Regions from separate parts of the Homo sapiens genome. Here region 1 is linked to region 2. The links are chromatin loops, found by intact Hi-C in ENCODE. Cell type or tissue: Caco-2. All regions are shown on one strand. Each heading gives the region's core, and the rest is flanking DNA. Links, peaks and the distances in the headings are about the cores only.

The links. Peaks named below come from ENCODE experiments on the same cell type or tissue, not always from the same donor. Only the 100,000 strongest peaks of a DNase experiment are listed, where the experiment ranks them.
Region 1: it touches region 2 in a loop (7-fold over the local background); 2 of 110 quality-filtered maps call a loop at or near these places.

Annotation. Positions count from the first base shown.
Region 1 is chr3:34,672,713-34,684,377 of GRCh38, forward strand. LOC124909365 (a long non-coding RNA gene) reads left to right here. Exons shown (of 3, transcript XR_007095867.1): 3 at 3,714-4,752. Among named protein-coding and RNA genes, the nearest start is that of LINC01811, 520 kb to the left of the region's middle. In Caco-2, for the core only: no CTCF peak of the experiment used is centred there; a DNase peak (open chromatin) is centred at 6,569.
Region 2 is chr3:34,567,640-34,579,304 of GRCh38, forward strand. No RefSeq gene overlaps it. Among named protein-coding and RNA genes, the nearest start is that of LINC01811, 410 kb to the left of the region's middle. In Caco-2, for the core only: no CTCF peak of the experiment used is centred there; no DNase peak of the experiment used is centred there.

The sequences.
Region 1 (11,665 bases), core at 4,146-9,145, 110 kb after region 2:
TGCAGAATACACAATCTTTTCCTCAGCACATGAATAATTCTCAAGGATAGACAAAACAAGTTTCAAAACATTCAAAGTAATTGAAATAATATCAAGTATCTTCTCTGATAACAATGGAATAAAACTAGAAATCAATAGCAAGAGGAATTTTGGAAACTAAAGAAACCCATGGAAATTAAACAATATGTTCCTAAATGACCAGTGGGTGAATGAAGAAAATAAGAAGGAAAATGAAAAATATCTTGAAACAAATGAGAATGGAAACACATCAGGGATACAGAGAAAGCAGTACTGAGAGGGAAGGTTATAGCAATAAGTACCTACATAAAAAAAAAAAAAACTTCAAATAAATACCACGATGATGCATCTTAAAGAACTAGAAAAGCAGGAGCAAACCAAATCCACAATTAGTAGAAAGTAAAAATGATTGAAATGAAGAAAACAAAAATAGATCAATGAAATGAAAACTTGGTTTTATGAAAAGATACCAAAAAATATAAACCTTTAGCCTGACTAACCAAGAAAAATAGAAGACCCACATAAATAGAATTAGAGATAAAAAGCAGACATTGCAACCAATACTGCAGAAAATCAAAGGATCATTACCGGCTACTATAAGCAACTATATGCCAATAAATTGGAAAAATTCTAGACACATACAACCTACCAAGATTGAATTATGAAGAAATCTAAACAGACTAATAACAAGTAATGAGATTGAAATAATAATGGAAAGTCTCTCAGGAAAGAAAAGCCTGGGATCTTGTGGCTTTACTGCTGAATTTTACCAACCATTTAAAGGCAGATTAATACCAATCCTACTAAAAATATTCTGAAAGGGAGAGAAGAATGGAATACATCCAAACTCATTGTATAAGGCCAGTATTACCCTGAAAACAAAACCAGAGAAGGACATATCAAGAAACAGAAAACTACAGACCAATATCCTTGATAAATATTGGTTCAAAAATCCTCAATAAAATACTAGCAAACTGAATTCAACAATACATTAAAAATATTATTTCTCATGACCAAGCGGGATTCATCTCAGGGATGCAAACATTGTTCAACATATGCAAATCAGTCAATGTGATACATTACACACATAGAATGAAGGATAAAAAAATGATCATTTCAGTTAATGCTGAAAAAGCACTTGATAAAATTTAATATCCCTTCATAATATAAACCCTCCAGAAACAGGGGATAGGAGTAACATAGCTCAAGATAATAAAATTCATGTATGACAGACCCCACAACTAGTATTAAACTGAATGGGGAAAACCTGAAAGTCTTTTCTCTAAGATCTGGAACATGATAAGGATACCCACTCTCACCCCTGTTATTGAACATAGTACTGGAAGTCCTAGCTAGAGCAATCAGACAAGAGAAGGATATAAAAGGCATCCAAATTGGAAACGAAAAAGTCAAATTATCCTTATTTGCAGATGATATAATATTTTATTTATATAAACCTAAGACTCCACAGAAAAACTATTAAAAACTGGGCCGGGCGTGGTGGCTCACGCCTGTAATCCCAGCACTTTGGGAGGCCGAGGCCAGCGGATCACGAGGTCAGGTGATCGAGACCATCCTGGCTAACAGGGTGAAACACCGTCTCTAGTAAAAATACAAAAAAATTAGTTGGGTGTGGTGGCAGATGCCTGTAGTCCCAGCTACTCAGGAGGCTGAGGCAGGAGAATGGCATGAACCCGGGAGGCAGAGCTTGCAGTGAGCTGAGATTGCACCACTGCACTCCAGCCTGGGTGACAGAGGAAGACTCCATCTCAAAAAAACAAACAAACAAAAACAACAACAACAAAATAACCTACAATATGGTATCATCGTATCCCAGTTAAAATGGTTTATAGCCAAAAGACAGGCAATAACAAATGCTGGCAAGGATGTGGAGAAAAGGGAACCCTTATACACTGTTGGTGGGAATGTAAATTAATACAATCACTATGGAGAACAGTTTGGAGGTTCCTCAACAAACTTAAAGTAGGGCTACTCTGTGATCCAGCAATCCCACTGGCTGAGTATAGACCTGAAGAAAGGAAATCGGTAGGGACTCCTATGTTTGTTGTAGCACTGTTTACAATAGCTAAGATTTGGAAGCAAAAGTGTCCATCAACAGATGAATGGTTAAAGAAAATGTGGTACATATACACAGTGGAGTACTATTCAGCTATAAAAAAGAAAGAATGAGATCCTGTCATTTGCAACAACGTAGATGGAACTGGAGATCATTATGTTAAGTGAAATAAGCCAGGAACAGAAGGACAGACATTATATGTTCCCACTTATTTGTGGGATCTAAAAATCAGAACAGTGAAACTCATGGGCATAGAGAGTAAAAGGATGGTTACCAGAGTTTGGGAAGGGTAGTGGAGGGCAGAGAGGTGGATGGTTAATAGCTACCAAAAAAATAAGAAGAATGAATAAGACCCACTATTTCATGGCACAATAAGGTAACAATAGTGAATAGTAACTTAATTGTACATTTTAAAATAACTTTAAAAGTGTAATTGGGCTGTTTATAACTAAAGGATAAAGGCTTGAGGGGATGGATACCTCATTCCCCGTGATGTGCTTATTTCACATTACATGTCTGTATTAAAACATCTCATGTACCCCATAAATATATACACCTACTATATACCCACAAAAATTTTAAAAAGAAAAATAGAAATGTGCATTTATACTGTCTTTAAAACTTACATTATTTTCCCCAAATCCCTACCCTTACTAGATGTTTTTTTGTGACTCTTTGGTCAATAACTGATTACATAGCCACCTTTGTCTATAAGGGAATCTAGACAAGCTGAGGGCAGGTTTAACAATATTGGCTTAGACAAGTCATGATTTGTCATCACTGGGTGCTGGGCACTTTGGTGCCATCCATACTCTCATTCTCTCAAGTTGTAATTCTATTAACTAGGAAGATAAAGGGGATTGTATGTTAGGTAAGGAGAAAATAGTGCCAGATATATTGTTCCTTAGCCCTCTCCTCCCACCCCCAGCACATAAACAAAACATACTGTGTACTATATAGTCTTAATTTCACCTAGAGAAAATCCATTTTCTAATTGTTTACTGTTCTACTCAGTAAGTGAAACTTACTTCTCCGTAACAAAAAAGTTCTTGCTCAATTCTTAACCATAGTCAATTACTTCATTTACATGAATTCATAGCATACCACTGGTTTTCTCCTTCAAACCACAACTACTGTTTGGAACTGGTATTGAAGTTATTGAGTAAAATTATAAAGAGCATGTAGAAGACTTATGAACCGAGTCTAACTTTACTTAGAGAAGAGGAAAGAGATTGCTGGTCCTGGTTGGGATGTTTTACATTAAAGGCAGGCAGAAGTGCAGAAGGACTGGGGCTCTTTGGAACACAGCTACCTTTTCTTTTTTGTGAAAGAACCAAATGTGTTACATTTCCATTAAAATGGAAAAGTGGGAACACAAGGAATGAGACTTCATTAGGCTATTAGTTTTATACCTAAAATGTTCATACAGTACACTGTGTCTCTACATACTGCCATACCGACCCATTTATTTTAATACCATCAATGTTTGAACACCAGGAGTTTGATCCTGTGGGATATTTGATTGCACACTTGCAAATACCAGCAAGCAAGGTTTATAATTAATCAATTTCAATAATGACCCCCAATTGTTTACTTCTTGTATCCATGTCCTGTGCAGTGTGATTTGCTGCTCTTACCATTAAGAGGTGAAATCTCTTTCCTCGCTATTTGAATATGACTGTGCCTGGTGAGTGACACTGAACGAAAGAATGCAGCAGAAGTGATGGTGTGCCAATTCCAAGTCCAGGCTTTACTCTCTTGAGATTCTTGCAAACAACGATGTGTGCAAATCCAGGATGGCCTGCTGGAGGGAGACAAGTGAACCATCACCATCTTCACCCTGACCAACAGCCAGCCAATCATTAGACAGGAGTGAGGACATCCTAGGCCAGCCACTGACCTGATGACTGCAGATCCATGAGTGAGCTCTGCTCAGATCAGCTAAATATGGCTGGCACCAAAAGAATGACTCAGCTGACCCACAGATTCATGAGTTAAATATGTCCCTTTTGTTTTAAATCACTAAGTGACTTAATGAGTGATAAATGGCATAGGGTTTAAACTATCTTGTTATGAAGAAGAATAGTTGAACCACTTGCTCTGAGTAGAAGTCAATGTAAGTCACATTTTCAATAAAAAATACAGGTTTGTTGTTATATAACTTAAGGTAAATGTGCTGGCCTAAATTATCTTTCCACTCTACTCAAGAGAAATTACAGTCTGTATTTCAAGGTCATTCTGATCAAATTCTCAAAGCCAATAATGTCTCAAAAGTACTTGCAAATATTAATATATTTTTATTTGATTTTATTAGTCATATCAAAAATCACTAAATACTTATGAATATTATAAAATTCTTGAGCTATTTTCCTTTTAAATTAAAACTTTTTAGTTTTAAATATATTACATGTTCATTAAGAAAGAAAAATGCAAAAAAAAAGTGCAAAGAAGAAATTTTTGAAAAAAAGCCTATAATCCCATTGAGCCACAAAGAATTGTTTGACATTTTAAGCTGACTTAGAGTTTCCCTAAATGGTTTCCAAATACAGACAGGGTCCAACTGGCCTCCTGCAGATAGAAATATACTCTATATGCAAATGAGAAAACTTCTGAATTTAGTCTAAAATATAGTATAGATATCTATCATGCATACACACACACACACACACACAAATTCACACAATTACCTCCTCACAGAGGTTCCTCATAGACCTTTTTTTTTCTTTTGGGGGAGGAGGGGTGTTTGTTTGCAGCAGTAAATCAGAATAGAAAGCAGCAGCAGTAAAACGTTTTATCACCTTCTGCCTGTGATTTGAGTGCCAAAGATAATTTTCTAAGTTTTTAATCAAAATTTTGAGGGTTTTGTCACAAGCTGACCCACAAGTTCTAGAATAAAATAATGTCAATAACTATGTTATTTATTTTTTGAGTGCATAGTATACACTAGATCTTCTGTTGCAGTCTCTACATTTATAATTCTGTTTTTCTCTAACTAACACTCTGAGATAGGTAATGTTATTTTTATTATTTCTTTATCTTATAAAGGAAATGAAGCTTAAGAAGGCTGAGACACCTTTGAACATTTTATTTTTAGTAAATATTGGGGCAGGGACTTCACCCAATGCAACTCATTACCAGCCTCATTCTGTTTGCCATTCAGCTACAGGGCTTCTGGGGGTCCCAAGATTCCAGAGGGGTGTCATTGTTGAATTTTGTGTGGTTCTATTTAACAAAGAATGTAGGATTGATGCAGAATATATCTTATCAATCTTATTATGAAAATTCTTCTATTCAGGGTGCCTAATACATTAACTAAACATGTGTGATCATAACTATATATATATATAAAGTTTTGTATTCATATAAAACATCATGTTTTTATGCTTCCTTTGGATGACAGTAGGTAGATCTTATTTCTATAGCCTAAGATCCAAAATGCATAGTAGAAATAATACTGGACATGAAGTTGCATGGACCTGGGTTTAATTTTTAATTCCTACCAGTTCAATGAGATTATGGGCATGTGTGTTTGTTAACTTTCATAGACATTAGTCCAACAATAGATGCAACTCTTAGAACCCTGGAGGTGGATTCTCAGGCACAGTTTTATCTCAACCAGAAATCACAAACCAGTTGACTTAAATTTGCATAATTGCTTGGTTTCAGCATTTAACTTTGACCTATTTGATGTTAAATAGTAAAAAAGAAAGAATAAAAAGAAGGAAGGTACATAAAAGGAAGGAAGGCAGGAAAGGAGAAAGGAGGGAGAGATCTTGAACATATGTGGAAGCTCTAGAGATTTCACTTAAACATCTGTGTGTCTAGGTTCTCTTGAAATACAGAATATCAAACAACACAAGCACACATTCCATTAGGCAAAAAACAAGTAGAGAAGTGGCCATTTCCCTAGTTTGGGCATATGATCACTATTGTGTCACATTCTTCACTGGTTCCTTTTATCTCCCAGGCCCTAAGGCTAAGTGGTAAATGTCAGGCATTGCCAAGTGTGTGCCTAACACCTCTTCTGGTGTTCCAGGCCTTAGGGTTTGAGACATAAATCCTAGCTAAATCCAAAATGAGTAAGAAAAGGGTTATATTACTGTCTTACTGTAAGTACAGTACTTTCTCCTTTCCTTAGAATTATTAATTACCATTACTTAGAGAGGTAATTGATCTTTTTTCTGCTGCTCCTCCCAACCTGCTCAAATAGAAATTATTTTTATTTAAAGACTGGCCCTTGGTTTCACAAAAGAAGTACTCTATTGAAGAAGGAATTAGTGAAATCAACAACTCTAACCTAATAGTAGTAGTAATAGAAATTTTAAAATCCTCTTAAAGTTGCTGCAAAGGGTGACCCCTCCTTACACTCAAGTTAAAAGAGAATACTAACAGCCTGTCTTCTCTCTGTGGACAGTGGACCTTATCTATACTCTCCACCTCCACATTCCTCAGCATTTATTATGGGCCCAGTGAGTTCCTGCCTGGCTGCAGGGTCACAAGACTGATAAGTTTAGGTTGCAAGACATGTTTCTCTCAAGATGTAAGAAATGTTGTAATGCTGCCTTTTTTTCTTGCTTCTATAACTTGCATCCCACCTCACGTAGTTCCTGCCTTAAGATGTTTAAAAGTAGGAAAAGTCCTTTGTTCGGGGTTCAGACTTTCTGGATGTATGTCTGGCTGAGTCAGTGATCACCTTGATTTGATAAACTCTCCTGAACCTTTTTCAGTTTCTCCAGTCTTTGATTGTCCCATAATATTTCTGCGGGCCCGTTTGGGATTGGAGATGGCCTATTTTCTATCTTCTTTGCCTGTGGGCTAGAGCCCCACGATGCAGGAGACCTGGGGTCCTTGGTGCCACCAGGAGAGTTTCAGCCTGGAAGGGGAATGTCCCTCCCTCGTTCCAGAGCCCTCCCCCGACAGCACAAATGGAACTGGTAGAAAGGGTTGCAGGACAGTCACGGGAGCAGCACATAGACATCTGAACCGTGGTAAGGTTTTGGCCCTAAGGCAAGACCTGTCCCATAAAGATGGAAGGGGAGCCTGATCACCTGCCAGGGTATGAGGACTAGTCTGACCTGAGGGGGTTGGGACAGTTGGAGAAGGCCATTGATTTGGATGAAACTCACACCCTAACCGACACCAGATGTGGGTGGGGCTCGTGAGTCGGTCAGAAAGAAAAACTGTTTCAGGGATGGGGAGGTGTGTGAAAGTGAGTGAAAGAGATGGTCCTGGGAGAGACCAATGTGGGGCGTGATGTGGGGAGACACAGATCTCTTAGTGTGTACTGTGTGCTCCAAGGCAAGTGTGGGAAAAACCAGACCTATGACACTGCATACAGCCCATAGGACCAGCTCTATAGCTGCAGCTAGCTGTGACAGGCATGCTCCTGGCTAAGCAGAGTCTGAACCTGCTGTAATAGGACCTGGTCTGGTCTGTCCAGGAGTGAAAGTGAGAGTGAAAGTGCATCACAAAGGGTGGAATGGGAGGAAAAGCATCAAAGCCTACTCCATTGGAGTGGATGTTGGAGAATTTCAAGAAAGGTTTTAATGGATATTATGGAGTTAAATTAACCCCTCAGAGATTGAGAACTCTCTGTGAAATAGATTGGCCTTCTTTTAGTGTTGGGTGGCTGGCCTAAGTAACGATAGACAGAGAGATAATTGGCCTTGTGTTTAGGGTCATAACCAGAGTCAAAGAACAGCCTGGGTACCTGGACCCGTTCCCATACATTGACTCCTGGCTGAGCATCATTCAAACTCACCCCAAGTGTTTACAAGCCTGTTATGAGACTTCCTGTAAGACCCTGGTAGCTCGTGCCAGATCTGAGGTAGCAAAAGAACCTAAAGGGATGGTGGAAAGAAAGGAAAAGCCTTAAGGAAAACATAAAAAACCTGTTCTGCAGGCCTTGCCCGAGAAGAGGGAGTTTCCACCTCTCTATGTCCCAATCTATCCATCTCTAGCAAGGCCAAGGCAAGATGCTGCACAAGCGGCCCCTGAGGAATCAAGTTCAGAGGAGAGTGAGCCTCAGGCATCACCCCGCAGGGAAGAGTCAGAGCCCCCTACCTATAAAGACTAAAGAAGCACTTCAAGGTGACGGGGCAGGCTGTCTCAGATCCGGCCGCACCCAAGCCATGCAGATGTTTCTCCAGGAGACAAAAAGCCAAATTTATCATGCTAAATAAGGTCAAGTACAAGGAGAGCAATGCCTTTTGGTTTACAAGCCTTTCTCCACCACTAACCTCCTTAACTGGAAACAGCATACACCCTCCTACGCAGAGAAGCCCCAGGCCCTCATGGACTTGATGCGGTCCATCTTTGTGACTCTTAACCCTACCTGGCCTGATTGTCAGCAACTACTTTTAACATTGTTCAATACAGAAGAATGCGGGAGAGTTGCTCAGAGAGCCTTACAGTGGTTAGAAAGCAATGCATCTGAAGGCAAAAATTATGTCAAGTGGTATGCACAGGAGAGGTTCCCAGAAGCAGATCCAAATTGGGATCCAACCAGGCAGAACTGCAAAACCTGCAGAGGTATTTGGAGGCACTTCTTAATGGAATAAAGGCTGGAGGGAAAAAGGCAATGAATATGGGAAAGGTCTCAGACGTATGCCAAAAGGCTGATGAGAGTCCCAGTGAATTTTATGAAAGACTCTGTGAAACATTCCAGCTTTATACACCATTTGATCTGGAGGCTGTAGGGAATCAATGCATGGTTAATGTGGCATTTGTGGGCCAGGCACAAGGTGACATTAGATGGAAGCTTCAGAAGTTGGAAGGTTTTGAGGGTATGAATATTATCCAGCTCATTCAAGTAGCTACTAAGGTGTTTGTTAATCAAGAGGAGGAAATCAAGAAAGGGGCAAAGTGCATAAGCCAAGGGAAAGGCTGATTTGTTGGCTGCTGCTCTGGTTGAAAGAGAGACTGGTTTTGTGAGAGGACGTGGACATGGTCATGGATGTGGTCACGGGAGAGGACAAGCTAGGCCAGGGTTTGAAGGCTGGCCTAGGCTTGAGAGGGATGAATGTATGAGATGCAAACAGAAAGGGCATTGGAAGGATAAATGTCCAGAAAGAGAAAAGGAAGAAAGCAGCAGCCAGGGACCTGATGCCCAGCCAAGGACTGCAGCCTCTAGCCATTGTTCTAAAGCCAGACGCTGATCTGGTTGGCTTAGCAGGAGTTGAGGAATATAAGGACTGAGACAGACTGGGATCCATCTCTCTAGGCCTCCAGGAACCCCTGGTCTCCATGAAAGTGGGAGGCCAACAGATGGACTTTATGGTAGATACAGGTGCTGAACACTCGGTGGTGACATGGCCCATTGGGCTGCTTTTTAAAAACTATGCTACTATAGTTGGGGCAACCAGACTATCAGAGAAAAGGCCTTTCTGTCAATCCAGAAGGTGTGTCATTGGAGGACAAGAAGTCCAACATGAATTTTTATATTTGCAAAATTGTCCAGTGCCCTCGTTAGGAAAAGACTTGCTCCAGAAATTGTAAGGACAAATCTTTACACCAGAAGGGGACATGACTCTAAACCTAGGTCAAAGAAAAGCCATGATAATGACCCTTACTGTCCCAACAAGAGAGGAATGGAGACTCTATGAGAGACGCAAAATTTGTAAAGATGCATTTTGACAGTGGGGAAATGAGGCAATATATGAGGAATTATTTCTCAAGCTGCCAGGGGTCTGGGCAGAAGACAATCCCCTGGGGCTAGCCATAAATCAGGCGTCCGTAGTGGTGGAACTGCTGCGGGGCAATTACCCAGTGTGAATCTGTCAGTATCACATGCCAGTAGAAGCCACCCATGGGATTATAAAGCATATAGACTGGCTCCTTAAATTTGGATAATAGAAAGATGTGCCTCTTCTTGGAACACTCCATTGCTACTGGTGTTAAAGCCCTCTGGGGATTACCGGCCACTACAGGATTTGCAGGCAGTAAATAAGGTTGCAGCTACATTATATGCCATTGTGCCCAACCCATATACAATGCTTGGGCAAATTCCTGCTGATGCTGCTGGGTTTATGTGCTTATACATAAAGGATGCATTATTCTGCATTTGACTAGCTCTTGAAAGCCAGGGCATCTTTGCCTTTGAGTGGAGCTCATCACAGTATACTTGGACCAGGCCTCCCAAGGATTTAAATGCTCCCCAACCATTTTTTTGAGGAAGCACTAGCCTCAGACCTGAAGGCTTTCGTGCCACCAAGTGACCGCTGTGTCCTCTTTCAGTACATGGATGATTTATTGTTGGCTGCACCCACAAAAGAAGAGTGCTTTCAAGGCACAGAAAGCCTCCTTCGTGTTCTGTGGAAGGCTGGCTATAAGGTATCTAAGGAAAAGGCACAAATCTGTGGCCAAAGAGCAAGGTATCTTGGCTTTAACATCTCTCAAGGGCAGTATGAGCTTGGACTTGAGCAAAAAGGGACTGTGTGCGGCATTCCTTGACCTGACACTAGACAACAAGTGTGGGAGTTTATAGGGGCAGCTGGTTTCTGTTGCATTTGGATTCCAAATTACTCGCTCTTGGCAAAAACATTGTATGAGGCTACCAAAGTGGGGGAAAAGGAACCCCTCCTGTGGAGGAAAGAACAGGACATGGCCTTCAAAGAAATCAAGAAGGTTTTGATCCAGATCCCAGCATTAGGACTGCCAGACATGATAAAGCCTTTTTACCTATATGTCCATGAAAGAAAAGGAATAGTTACAGGAGTCTTAGTACAAACACTAGGGTCATGGTATCGGCCCATGGCATATTTGTCCAAGCGACTGGACTTGGTGGCTATGGGATGGCCACCCTGTTTCAAGGCATTGGCAGCCACTGTCCTGTTAGTGGAAGATGCTAACAAGCTCACATTTAAACAAAGTTTAATAATTTGGATGCCCCATGCAGTCGTCACCCTGATGGAGCAGAAGGGTCATGGCTGGCTTTCTAACACTAGGATGTTAAGATATCAAGGGTTTTTGTGTGAAAACCTGTATATAACCTTGGAGACTGTGAATGCTCTAAATCCAGCCACACTGCTGCCAATAGAATGGGTGGAGCATGGAAAGTCCCGTTGTGTGGCCCAGGGTATCACTGTTTTGTGGAAACAGTGGATGAAGCTGAAAAGACTTAAAGAACCAGCCCTTAAAGGACCCAGATGTTGAATACTTTACTGATGGAAGCAGCTTCGTATCTGAAGGAAGACTGGCTGGATATGCAGTGGTAACACTGAATTCAGTAGCCAAAGCCTGCCCTCTGCCGGTTGGAACTTTGGCCCAAAGAGCTGAGCTAATAGCTCTCAATAAAACATTGCTCTTGGCCAAAGGAAAGTCGGTATACATCTATACTGACTCAAGGTATGCTTTTGCCACTCTGCATGCCCATGAAGCCATATCTAAGGAAAGAGGATTATTAACAACTGAAGGAAAGGAAGTCAAAAATAAAAAGGAAATAGAGCAGCTCTTAGAAGCTGTATGGGCTCCAAAAGAAGTAGCAGTCATCCATTGCAAACGGCATCGAACAGGAGGAGGTGATGAGGCTAGAGGAAAAAGAAAGGTGGACAGAGAAGCCAAAAGAGCTGC
Region 2 (11,665 bases), core at 3,415-8,414:
ATTTGGAGCTCTCTTAAACTTCTCTAGCTTCATTTTTGTGCTATCACATATATACAGAAAAGTGCACAATTCATAAGGGTAAATTTTCACAAATTGTAAACACATTTAGTGATTTTTTTTAAAAAGCCAGATCAAGAATAGAATATTAGAAGAACATAATGGCCTCTCTTAGGCCCATTTTGGTCATGACCCTTCATCCTTATTAAAGTGTGTTTATTATACCATACATTAGTTTTGACTCTTTATTAACTTCACATAAATGGAATCATAGCATATACTCTCTTGTGTCTTGCTTTATTTCCTTCAATATTATGTTTAGGTAATTCACTTATTTACATTACTGTATTATATTTTCTTACAGAAATCCACAATTTAGCTACCATTCAACTATTGATAAATATATAAGTTGTTTCAAGTTTTTGGCTATTATGAACAAAACCTGTTATAAACATATATATATATATATAAAAACATATATATGGCCGAGTGCGGTGGCTCATGCCTGTAATCCCAGCACTTTGGGAGGCTGAGGCAGGCAGATCAGAAGATCGAGACTATTCTGGCCAACATGGTGAAACCCCTTCTCTACTAAAAATACAAAAATTAGCTGGGCCTGGTGGCACATGCCTGTAATTCCAGGTACTCTGGAGGCTGAGGCAGGAGAATCGCTTAAACCTGGGAGGCGGAGGTTGCAGTGAGCCGAGATTGCGCCATTGCGCTCCAGCCTGGGGGACAAGAGCAAAACTCTGTCTCCAAAAAAAAAAAAAAAACAAAAAAAATGTGTACATACATAAGTTACTGGAAAGGGGGTCCCAATGCAGACCTCAAGAGAGGGTTCTTGAACCTCATGCAAGAAAGAATTCAAGGTGAGCCCATACAGTAAAGGGAAAGCAAGTTTATTAGGAAAGTAAAGGAATAAAAGAATGGCTACTCCATAGGCAGAGCAGGGCATGGGATGCTCAACTAAGTATATTTAGTTATTTCTTCATTATATGCTAAATGAGGGGTGGATTATTCATGGATTTTCTGGGAAAGGGGCAGGGATTTCCCAGAAACAAGGGTTCCTTCCCACTTTAGATAATATAGGGTAACTTCTGGACATTACCGTGGCATTTGTAAACTGTCGTGGTGCTGGTGGGAGTGTCTTTTAGCACGCTAATGAATTATAGTTAATATATAATGAGCAGTGAAGACAACCAGTGGTCACTTTTGTTGCCATCGTGGTTTTGGTGGGTTTTGGCCGGCTTTTTGCTCTGTCTTGTTTTATCAGCAAAACCTTTGTGACCTGTATCTTGTGCCGACCTCCTATCTCATCCTGTGACTAAGAACACTTACCCTCCTGGGAATGCAGCCCAGTAGGTGTCAGCTTTATTTTACCCAGCCCCTATTCAAGATGGAATTGCTTTTGTTCAAATGCTTCTGACACATACATATATTTACTTAGTATACACCTAAAATATATTTAAAAATACACAGCTGAGTCATAGTATATAGGGATGTTCAGTTTTAGTAGATACTTCCAAATACTTTCCCAAAATGCTTTTGTTGTTTCATACTTTGATCAACAGTTTTGAAGCATTTCAGTTGCTTCATATTCTCACTGACACTTGATGTTTCCAGCCCTTTATTAAAATAAATTTTAATCTTTCTAATGAAGTAGTAATAAAACATCACTGTAGTTTTAATTTTTCATTTCCTTAATGACTGACCAAGATAGCTTTTTCATTCCCCTGAGCTGACTTAAACTTTTGACAGATTTCTTCCTGGTCTTAGGCCCCAGAACTGCTTTTTCTTGGAACATTTTTCTCCCTCTTTAAGATGTACAACTTCTTCCTGTCTCTTACCAGTCTTAAAACCTAGAAATGTCTTCCTCAAGGATCTGGGAGCCATATCTTTAAAATGTAATCATTAAGAACAGTGAGGAACAATGAGGCCTCTATCTCCCAATTTCTGAGGGAAGGTAAAGTGCTAATTAGCAAACACAGATGACCTAATCACATGGACTCCTCTCCCCACTAATGTCCTCCAGCACTTTTCCCCTAGCTCACCTCAGTGCTTGAAAAGTGTGCAGCCTTTAGTTTCAGAGGAGTTGAGTTTCATCTCTCACCCATCTTGCAAGTCTTGAATAGAGTCTTCCTTTCCTGTGTGACTCCATTAGGTGCAATTTTTCTTTGATATTACTCAACAGATTGAACGTGTTTATGCTTATTTATTGAATAATTGGATACTCTTTTATTTGTGAAGTTCCTGTTTGAGACTTTTTCCCATTTTTCTACTGTATTTTTAAATTTTTAAAAATTATTTGTAGGTGTTATGACTACCTGAATTTGTATCCTTGTTTGATATGAGTATTTCTCTCACTAAATTACAAAGTCACATTTTTACATAAATCGTGACCATATGTATACATGATCTGGTTCTGAACTCCTCTATTCTGTATAGCTTGTTTTCTTGCCATATACCAAAGCCATTCTATTCTTAATTCTTGGAACTTTATAAGATATTATATCTGTTAGTGTAATTGTTCTAAATTTGTTCCTTCACCCCAAATGGTCTTGGCTGTTCTTGGCCTTTTGCTTTTCCATATACATTTTAGAATCAGCATGTAAACTTATGCAAACACACATTAGCTGAGGTTTTAATTGAGATTACATTGAATCTACAGGTCAATTTGGGAGACATATTTTTAAATATTTCACCTTCCATTTCATAAATATGGCATGACCCTCCATTATTTTTAAGGTTTTGACTTTGCCATAAAAGTTTTTAGTTGTCTACAGAGAGATGTTACATGCCTTTTTATAGATTGAGTCCTAGGTATTTGGCATTTCTGATAGTATAGATAATAGTATTTTATTATTTTCATTCTCTAGTTGTCTATTGCTAGTATATATAAATATACACTTTGCAAACATTGACCTGTGTACATGCATGTATGTATTTTTAAATTTATATACATGTAAACATTTTCCTCTCTATATAACCATGCTGTATTAAAATAATGGTGATTTCATTTCTTTCTTTTGCAATCTCTCTGTCTTGCACACACACACACTTTTTGCTTTATAGTATTGACCTGAACCTCTAGAACAATACTGAATGGCATTCCTTCTTGATCAGAAGGAATCTTTAAATATTTAACCATTAAACATGTTTTAGTTTTTAAATTTTATTTGTTTTTGTATATATTCTTTATTATATTAAAGAATTTTATTCTCTTGAATTGCTAATCTGTTAAGATGTTCTAATGAGGACTACTTGAAAATCTGCTTTTTTGATTTTTTTTTTCCTTGATAAGGGCTTGTCTCTTTTCAGTTTGCTTTCACTTTTGTGGTACAATATATTAAAGACTCTGACTCAATTCTTTCATGTTAGTTCATATTTTGAGACCATTGAAAGCTGTACATGGTGTCTTAGCCATTTAGCTGCAACTCCCTTCTGGGCTGCTTAGATTCTTGTCTTATCATCAGGTAGAAATCACAAAAGGGGAATTTCTAGAGGAAACACTGAAAAGAATTTTAGGCTCGTAGCAATGTAGTTCCCACCTCTGGGATCTTGACTCGTCCATTTTTAACTGCCTTTGTTACTTTTAGATCCCTTCAGTAGACTTTTTAAAATGCAGTTTTTCAATTTTCTGAAGGTTTAGTGCTAGAAGCAAATTCTACCATTTTATTTAATTGAGAATTATATATGCTTCTACTGTAAATTCACCTCTGTGTTAGATACAGTGAATATTTAAAGACTAAGGAATTTTCCCCTTCCCAAGAAAGTTGTTATGCAGTAGGGGTATAAGAAACACAATAAAATGCATTACGTGCAAAATAGCATTGCAATCAGAGATTACAGGATTGAGTCACCCTGCTGGGAACACTTGTTAGGACACATGATTTTTACAACTATACTTCTTTGCAGGCTGAAAAACAATGGTTGCCTAGCTCAATTGATGTCATAGGTTAGCAACACGAACACCCTGAATTTGAATCCCAAATCTCACAAAATATTCTGTGTTCATGAACAAGCCAGTCAAGTAGAATTATATACTATGAAGGGTTGTAAGAAACTTAACAGATTATACTATTCAGTTCTTTCACTGAAGTTTCACACAGGCTAAAGTCACATAGCCAGTAGGATAGAAGCAGGAACAAGAATCTGAGGCTTAGCCTTCTTATGTTGTGTTTTCAAAATATTTTAGGTATGTAGTGACAATGTGTAAACATCAAAGGGAAAATCACATTTACATGTGGACTGAAGTTTCATGTCTTGGGAAATATTGATTGATTTCGCAATATTGAAGTGCAAATTCAAGCACTTGAAAACTGGTGATAGACTGCAAGAAAAAACAAAAAAAACCCAAAAAAACAAACAAACACACACACACACACCAAAAACTCAAAGTAAAATGGTTCCTCTAGTTTAATTAGAAACAAACCAAGATAAAACTACTCTTTCAGATTCCAATATGGTAAGCACTTTGTTCCTAGTCTTCCTATCACTGCACTTTGTCTCGCCAATTCATTTTTTCCCAGTTGCTATGGTTTACATTCAGAAATTTTGCATCTGAGTCATTAACATGCAGGCACACACACTCGTAATATATATAGAATCAAAATTTCACAAAGTGATATTTAGTCCTCCAGTATATGATCCAATTTGATATAGGTGATCTCATTTTATTTATTCTATTTCATTTAAAAATTATGCTGGCCTGGACTTACTACATTGATCTGAAGCAGGCTCAGACCTGCTGTCTGGAAAATACTGCTCTATATACTAGCCAGTTGTCTTTTCCAAATGTCAAAGGGTTGATTATATCAGCTCTGAATTAAAAACTTCCATTTTTAATCTCATTCTTCCCAATCATTGCACATATTGCAAAGTCAGAATCATTCCGTATACAAGGCTTTCTATGATATGGCTTCATCCCCCTTGCAGTCCTTAGCTGTACCATTTCTTCCAGCTTGCCTGATCTGTTTGATACAGTTTTCTACAAAGCCCCTTCCTCTCATCAATCTCAATATGCCTTTCAGTATTTGAGTTATGCCACCTTCTTTGGGAAACCTCCCATACTATCCAATCTGATTTTAATTTTCCTCCTTGTAAACTTACCACACTATAGTGGAATATTTAATGATGTTTATGCATTGAACACATAGTTTGTATCAGAGGCTGTTTATTGTGTAGTGCTTTGGTATAGATACTGATATAGTCCCTGTTGATTTGACGAGGGAACTGAGGCTTAGAAAAGTGATACAGTTGACTCAAGTAATGCTGCTGGTGAACTGAAGATGGGTGGCTTGAACCCAAGCACTCTGATCTCAGAGCTCTTTTAAACATCAAGCTATTTGAGGAGGTAAGGGGGTAAAAATGACATTGTGACCTTTTTGGTACTGTCAATCCAAGCTCATAATTTAACTTTCTCTCCGTAGGTTTCTTAGCCTCTGATTAGATGTGTCAGGAATTTTTTTTGTTTGTATTTTCTGAGTTCCATGGTTTCTCTCTATACTTCTCTAGTATGTTGTTTGCATATATGTGAGATGCATAGCCTAAGGGATCTGTATGGTATTATCTGAAGAGGTATTAGGTTGCTCATTGGACTTGTGGCTTTTAAAGTATGGCTAGTCCCATTCCTGGCTATTCTGGTGTTTGCTGCTGAAGTCTTTGCTGGAACTGGAGGTTTGCCTTCTTAGCTCAATCAGAGATCAGTAATTTTCTCTTATAAACTAATCCCCACAGCACTCTTGGATGTTGCAAAGGTCTCTGATCTTGGCTGTGTCTAACAGCTTGCTCTGGGCTCATCTCTAATGTCAGGTTATTTCACAAGAAAAAGCCACTGACTTTCAGCCATATTATTGTTTGCTTTATCAAGGGTCACACAGGAACTTCTCTAGGTATCCAAGCTATGTGAAAGCCAAGAGAGGCTTGAAGACCTAACAAGGCTTCTTTCTGTGTGACTATGTTATCAATGTCTATTTTTTATATTCTAGTGAACACTATTTGAATTCTATTTTAGAAATCTTTTCCTACCCAAGGGTTGAGAAGATATTCTCTTGTTTCATTGTAGGAGTTTATAGTTTCAGTATTTATATCTGGGTCCATGATCCATTCCCTTCCTCTATGCTTCCATAATTCTTTAATCTAGGAAGGCCAGGTTTAGGGCTTCCTACTTCCTCCTTCTTCTTCTTCTTCTTCTTCCTCTTCCTCTTCCTCTTCTTCTTCCTCTTCTTCTTCCTCTTCTTCTCCTCCTCTTCTCCTCCTCTTCTCCTTCTCTTCTTCTTCTCCTTCTCCTTCTCTCCTCCTCCTCCTCCTCCTCCTCCTTCCTTCCTCCTTCTTCCTTCCTCCTTCTTTCTTCTTTCTTCTTCGTATCCTTTGTCTTTACTTCAGGCATTGTGTAAAATTCTTTATGATTTTATCCACCAAGATGCTCTCTGGATATGTTTACAAGAGAGATAAGTGAACTTAGAAAAATTCCTTCTCCTTTGTAATAAAACCTGTCTGTTACATCTATTATCTTCCTATAAAGCTTTTTGCTTGTTTTAGATAACAAAAGCTATTTTAAAACTATCTTTTAAGATATGCCTCTTGCTCAGGCTGTCCCTTGTTCAAGGAGAAGGGAATGTAGACAGAATTTAAAAGAGAAAAAATTTATTTATATTTTTATACAATACAACCTCTATTACACAGAAGTTCCCCAGCATTTGTATAATGAAATAATTATTCATAAATGAAGATATCTGAAGGAGTGTATGAGAATCTGGCTGCACATACTAAAGGATAGTAGAATATAAAAATAGCATGACGAATAGAAACTCCATGGTGGAAGTAGAGCTACAGCTGGAATAATTACAGCTGTATTGGAAAGAAGGAGAACAGAAAATCAGCACTGATGGATAGTAATAGAAAAATAATTTAAGACTAGAATTAGGAGGCTAGTGTAATTGTGAGACAGAAAAAAAATATTGGAACAAGGTAGAAGCCAGGAACCTTACTTCTTCTCTAAAACCAATCTAACTGAAGTTTTCACATTTTTCTGTGTATTTCTATATTTCTATATATATTTCTATATATCAGTTTTCTGATATACAAAAATAGATATTATATTTTGATTATACCTCCAGAAAGCATTGTAGTGCTATAATACAATATAATGCTATTTATATACTAAGAAGCTAAAATGATGGTCATGGATAATATATTTTATTATTTTCATCAAATAAAATTTCAGCTTCTTTAACTCATTTATTCCAGAAATACTTGTGCATTTATTTCTCATCGTATAAGTGCTAGACCCATGAAATACAGAGTGATTTTAAAACATTGTTTCTTAACTGAAAATCGAAGAACCCTGCTACACAACTGGGCAAAATTAAATTACTGTACAAAGAGGTGTGATAAATACATTTATAGGTTATTAGAGCAGATTTCCAGAGTAGGGTATGATTAAATTGAGTACTAACTAATACATGTGAATTTGTCAAGTTTCTCCCCAAGTGCGTTTGGGCTGCATAGCTCTCCTGTTCCTATAATCACTCAATAATTTGAATCCAGAAGTAGCTATTTAGGTGGGTTTCATCATTGGTCAAAGGGAGATTCTTTGCAGTAGAGGAGCTAGGGAAGAAGGTGATGAGAGAAAAACTTGTTTTGTTGGGGGAAACATGATACTTAATTTGGAAATGAATATTGAATAACTAAATTTTCTCACCAAAATGAGTAAAGATAGAAGCTAGGAAGTATTCATGTGATAACTCTTTGGGACAGAAAATGTTATGTGATACACATAAAATATTATTTATATATATAATATTTTATATGAATGTTTCATATATATTCGCTATATAACAAGTGTCCCAAGCCTTTGGAAGATTTGAGTCAGCAAGGGAGTCCTAAAACAATAAAAGATATTTTTCTCTGTGTATAGATTAAAATCAGATTGAGAATGAAATTTATTTCTGCTTCTCTAGAATCATGACAGCAGAGTTTCTCTGTGGTTCAGAAATATTTGAAAAGAACAATAAGAAAGAATTTAATTCCCAAGTGCTTGCTTAGCAAGCATGATGCCAGTTAAGCACTGTTCTTGTGTCGTTGTGCAGATCCCCAGTGGACCAGAAGAGAAACTTCTTAATTAGATTTAAATGGTCCTTGTTTGCCAAGGTGCACTGTTCGGGAATATCTGGTGACTGGCTAGCTAAGCATTTGTTCTAGTTTTTGCCTCTTCTCTGTAGTATTCTGCTGAGATGTGACACTCTCTTGTTACTTTGCAGTTTCCTCTGACAACAGGTTAAGTTAGTCTGCCCCTGTCATATGTGGAACCTGATGGATGTCAAGGGATGAGACCAAATTAATTCAACAGGTGGCAGAGAACCCTGGGGGAGGAGAAACCTGCTCTGCGTGAATATGCTAATACATATTTCAGTGCATGATTATCATTCTGCAGTTCAGGAATAATTGAATTTGCATATCCCCAACGTTTAAGAATTGATTTCCTAAATGAGGAAATCTGGGGCATAATGACCATGTGCCTATGCATCACTGCACATTATTTCAGGATCCAAAGGAATCTGCAGAGAGTAAATTACTTAGTCCCCTTGGATAGATGGAATTTTCATGTTGTTTTAGGAAAGTTGTGGGCATTTTTTTCTCCTAATCAAATGGAATCATTCTCTGTTCTAAACATAGGATCGGAAGTGCCTTGGAGGCAGCTGCGAGGGTAAATAATTAGCTACCCTACTGCCTAGAGAAATAGTTTAGAGGTTTTTAGAGACTCTGCACAAATGGACTGGGATATTATGTAAAATTCGTTTTGGTTAGACTTTAATTTATCTAACTTAATATAATTATTGAGAAAAGCAAACTGTGGACAGTTAGGAACAAGGAATCAAGAGCTTGTGCAAAGGAGATTGGACATGACAGTTCTACTAAAGAGATAATGACAATTAAGTATGGCTGGATTTATTGCTGCCTTTTAACATAGCATATGTAGAGTTTGTTCTATATCCACCCCACTGTATCTTCAATTGTATCTTTATTATTCATAAACTTCATCTTTATCAGGATCAAAGTCCTGTGAATAAAGGTAAATAATCATGTGATATCATCATACTTCTACAGCATTTCCACATATGGCAAAATTTGATTCTGAATCTATTTCTTTAAACTCCCTGGCCATAGGCAGAAGATAACAAACCAGGACTCTGAGGCAAGAAGATTTTATGCTTTAGAGGACATGAAGGGAACAAAAATTTTAGAAGGCTATTTCTAACCAGCCTGGTGCTCCCTTAAGTGTGGTTCAGTTGACTCAAGCAGCAATGTAAGAAAACACGGTAAGGTTTATTATGGGCTGCTGTAGGATATTTAGGTTCATTCAGTGCCTCTGATGACTTTCAGACTTGTTAGGGAAGTTGAGTCACAGGCCTCTGTGTTGTAGGAGGCATGAAGAATAGATTTTGAAGGGATTGGAGATGGGAAAATTTGAAAGAGATATGACATTTGATTAAGTCATAAGTTAACAAAAAAATGGCTCTTGAGACTAACTCATTGGGAAGTAGCTCAGGTTGGGTGGAGATCTAATGGAGTTTAGTCATTAATATTTCAACTGAGCTTTAGTCACATCAGCACTCACATCAACCTTCTTTCTTGTGAACCACAAAACCATTTATTAGGCGAGCCCTTGCCAAGAGAGCTATATCATCTGTCTGAGAGGCTGACATTTAGTAGGTCTTTGTGACATATTCTTTTTTAAGTAGTTCAAACTACAAGTTGAAAACTGATCATGTTGTGGGGCATAGGACCTGCTGAAGAAGCTAGGGGTATTAGAAAAGGTGGGAATGGGCAGGGAGCCTAAATAAACATGCAGAGTCCCAGAAGTCAAATTAGAAGAGTGAAATCTGGGGAGTAGGAAGAAGGATGAAGTGCAGACAAATGATCTGTAGGGGGAATCAGATATTCAGCCCAGATTTTTTGACTGCCTCACAGGTAGAAACATTAAAGAGATGCACTCCTGACAAAGTTCCTAAAATCAGGCTCAAATAAGGTGCTCCCTTTTTTGTCCTTCTCAGTTCTTGACAAGCTTAGTGTTAAGATCAGATGAGGAGGATGACACAAGTAAGGTGTTCCTAAAAACCTTCTTTGACCCTATCTCACTTTCCAAGCTATCTCCATTTTCTCTGCCGTTCTTCATAGACAAATGTCTAGAAATAAGGAGTTTCTGCCTCCAATTCTCTGATTACTCAATATGCTCAGAAGCCTACCCCTTTCAGTTATCAGCTCATTCCAATTTGATGTCTTGTCACCACTCACCTGAAATTGGTTTTGAGTTGTTTCCAGACCCAAAGCACACTTCTTGATCCGTATCCTATTTAACATTTAGGTTGTAGTTAATATAATTTACCAGAACTTTGTTGAAACAGTTTCCTTTCTTGGGCTACACATCACACTTTCTCTCATTTGAGCTCCATTAATCCTTCACTAATCTCCCAGTTTCAGGGCTCTCTGAGCAATCTCTCTTCAGGTGATTTATTCATTCATTAGGTGTGAAAACCATCTGATTGTTATGAATTCCCAAATATATATCTCAAGGTAGAGCTGATTGTCTCAGTTTCAGACTCATAGTCAGTTTTTAATTTTATTTGCATTTGAATAGCTTACAGATATTTCAAATTTAACAAATCCAAATTTCTGGTGATGAATCCACCATTATGACCTCATTTAAACTTAATTAACTCCCAATGGCCCCACATCCAAATAACATAACATTAGAGGTTAGGGCTTCAACATATAAATTTGGGGAATGGGGACACAAACTTTCAGTCCATAACAATTGAATAGCTCAGACACAAGTACAGCATCAAGTTACCCAAGAACAGAACTGTTAGTTGGAAATGAGAGATTCCAGCCTCTTCATTAAGTTAAGGAATATTTCTTATTAGAAGTAGAGTTGGAGAAAGTTGGAAAAATGTGAAAAAAGAGACAAGTGTCTAATATTACTTTTAGACTCAGTGCAGTTGGATTGAGAAGCCACTAAAACCAGGTAGTGCCTTTACTCTTGTGAAACATTCTTTCTTTTAGAGAAATAATTCATTGTGATTTCTCAATGTCTTCTCTTCAACTTTAATTCTATTATTCATCTTTGTAACTTACGTGTGTAGTATAGTATATGGGCATCACTCTTCCCATTTTATAGTGGAAGAAATGGATATCTAGAAAAAGGTATAAATAACTTATCTGAGTTTTACTTTACATCAGAGACTAAGTTGGGAGGAGAATTGACATCCTCTTTGAAGCATGATACAGATTTTACCACTGTACGTTTCTCTCCCATAGTCCTTGACCATAGTCATGTTTATGATCCTGTCAGTCATTCCCTCTTCAGTGCTACTCAGGTTTCCATTGTCATATCCTGGACCTGGTTTCTTCCTCACTAGGACAGGGAAAACAACTCCAGATATCGTTATAGCTGTGCAATCTTGGCTAAGATATTTGACTGCTCTTAGATTTAATTTCTTTATCTGCAAAAATAATACTTTCAAAATGTTATTGCTGGTGCCTGATTTTCTATGATCCTGAAAAGTGACTTGGGAAAGGAAAAGTGTGGTAAATATGGTATTTATTACATCATTAATAACATTATTGACTGCCATCAGTGCCAATATTTGTGGTAATAACCATTTAT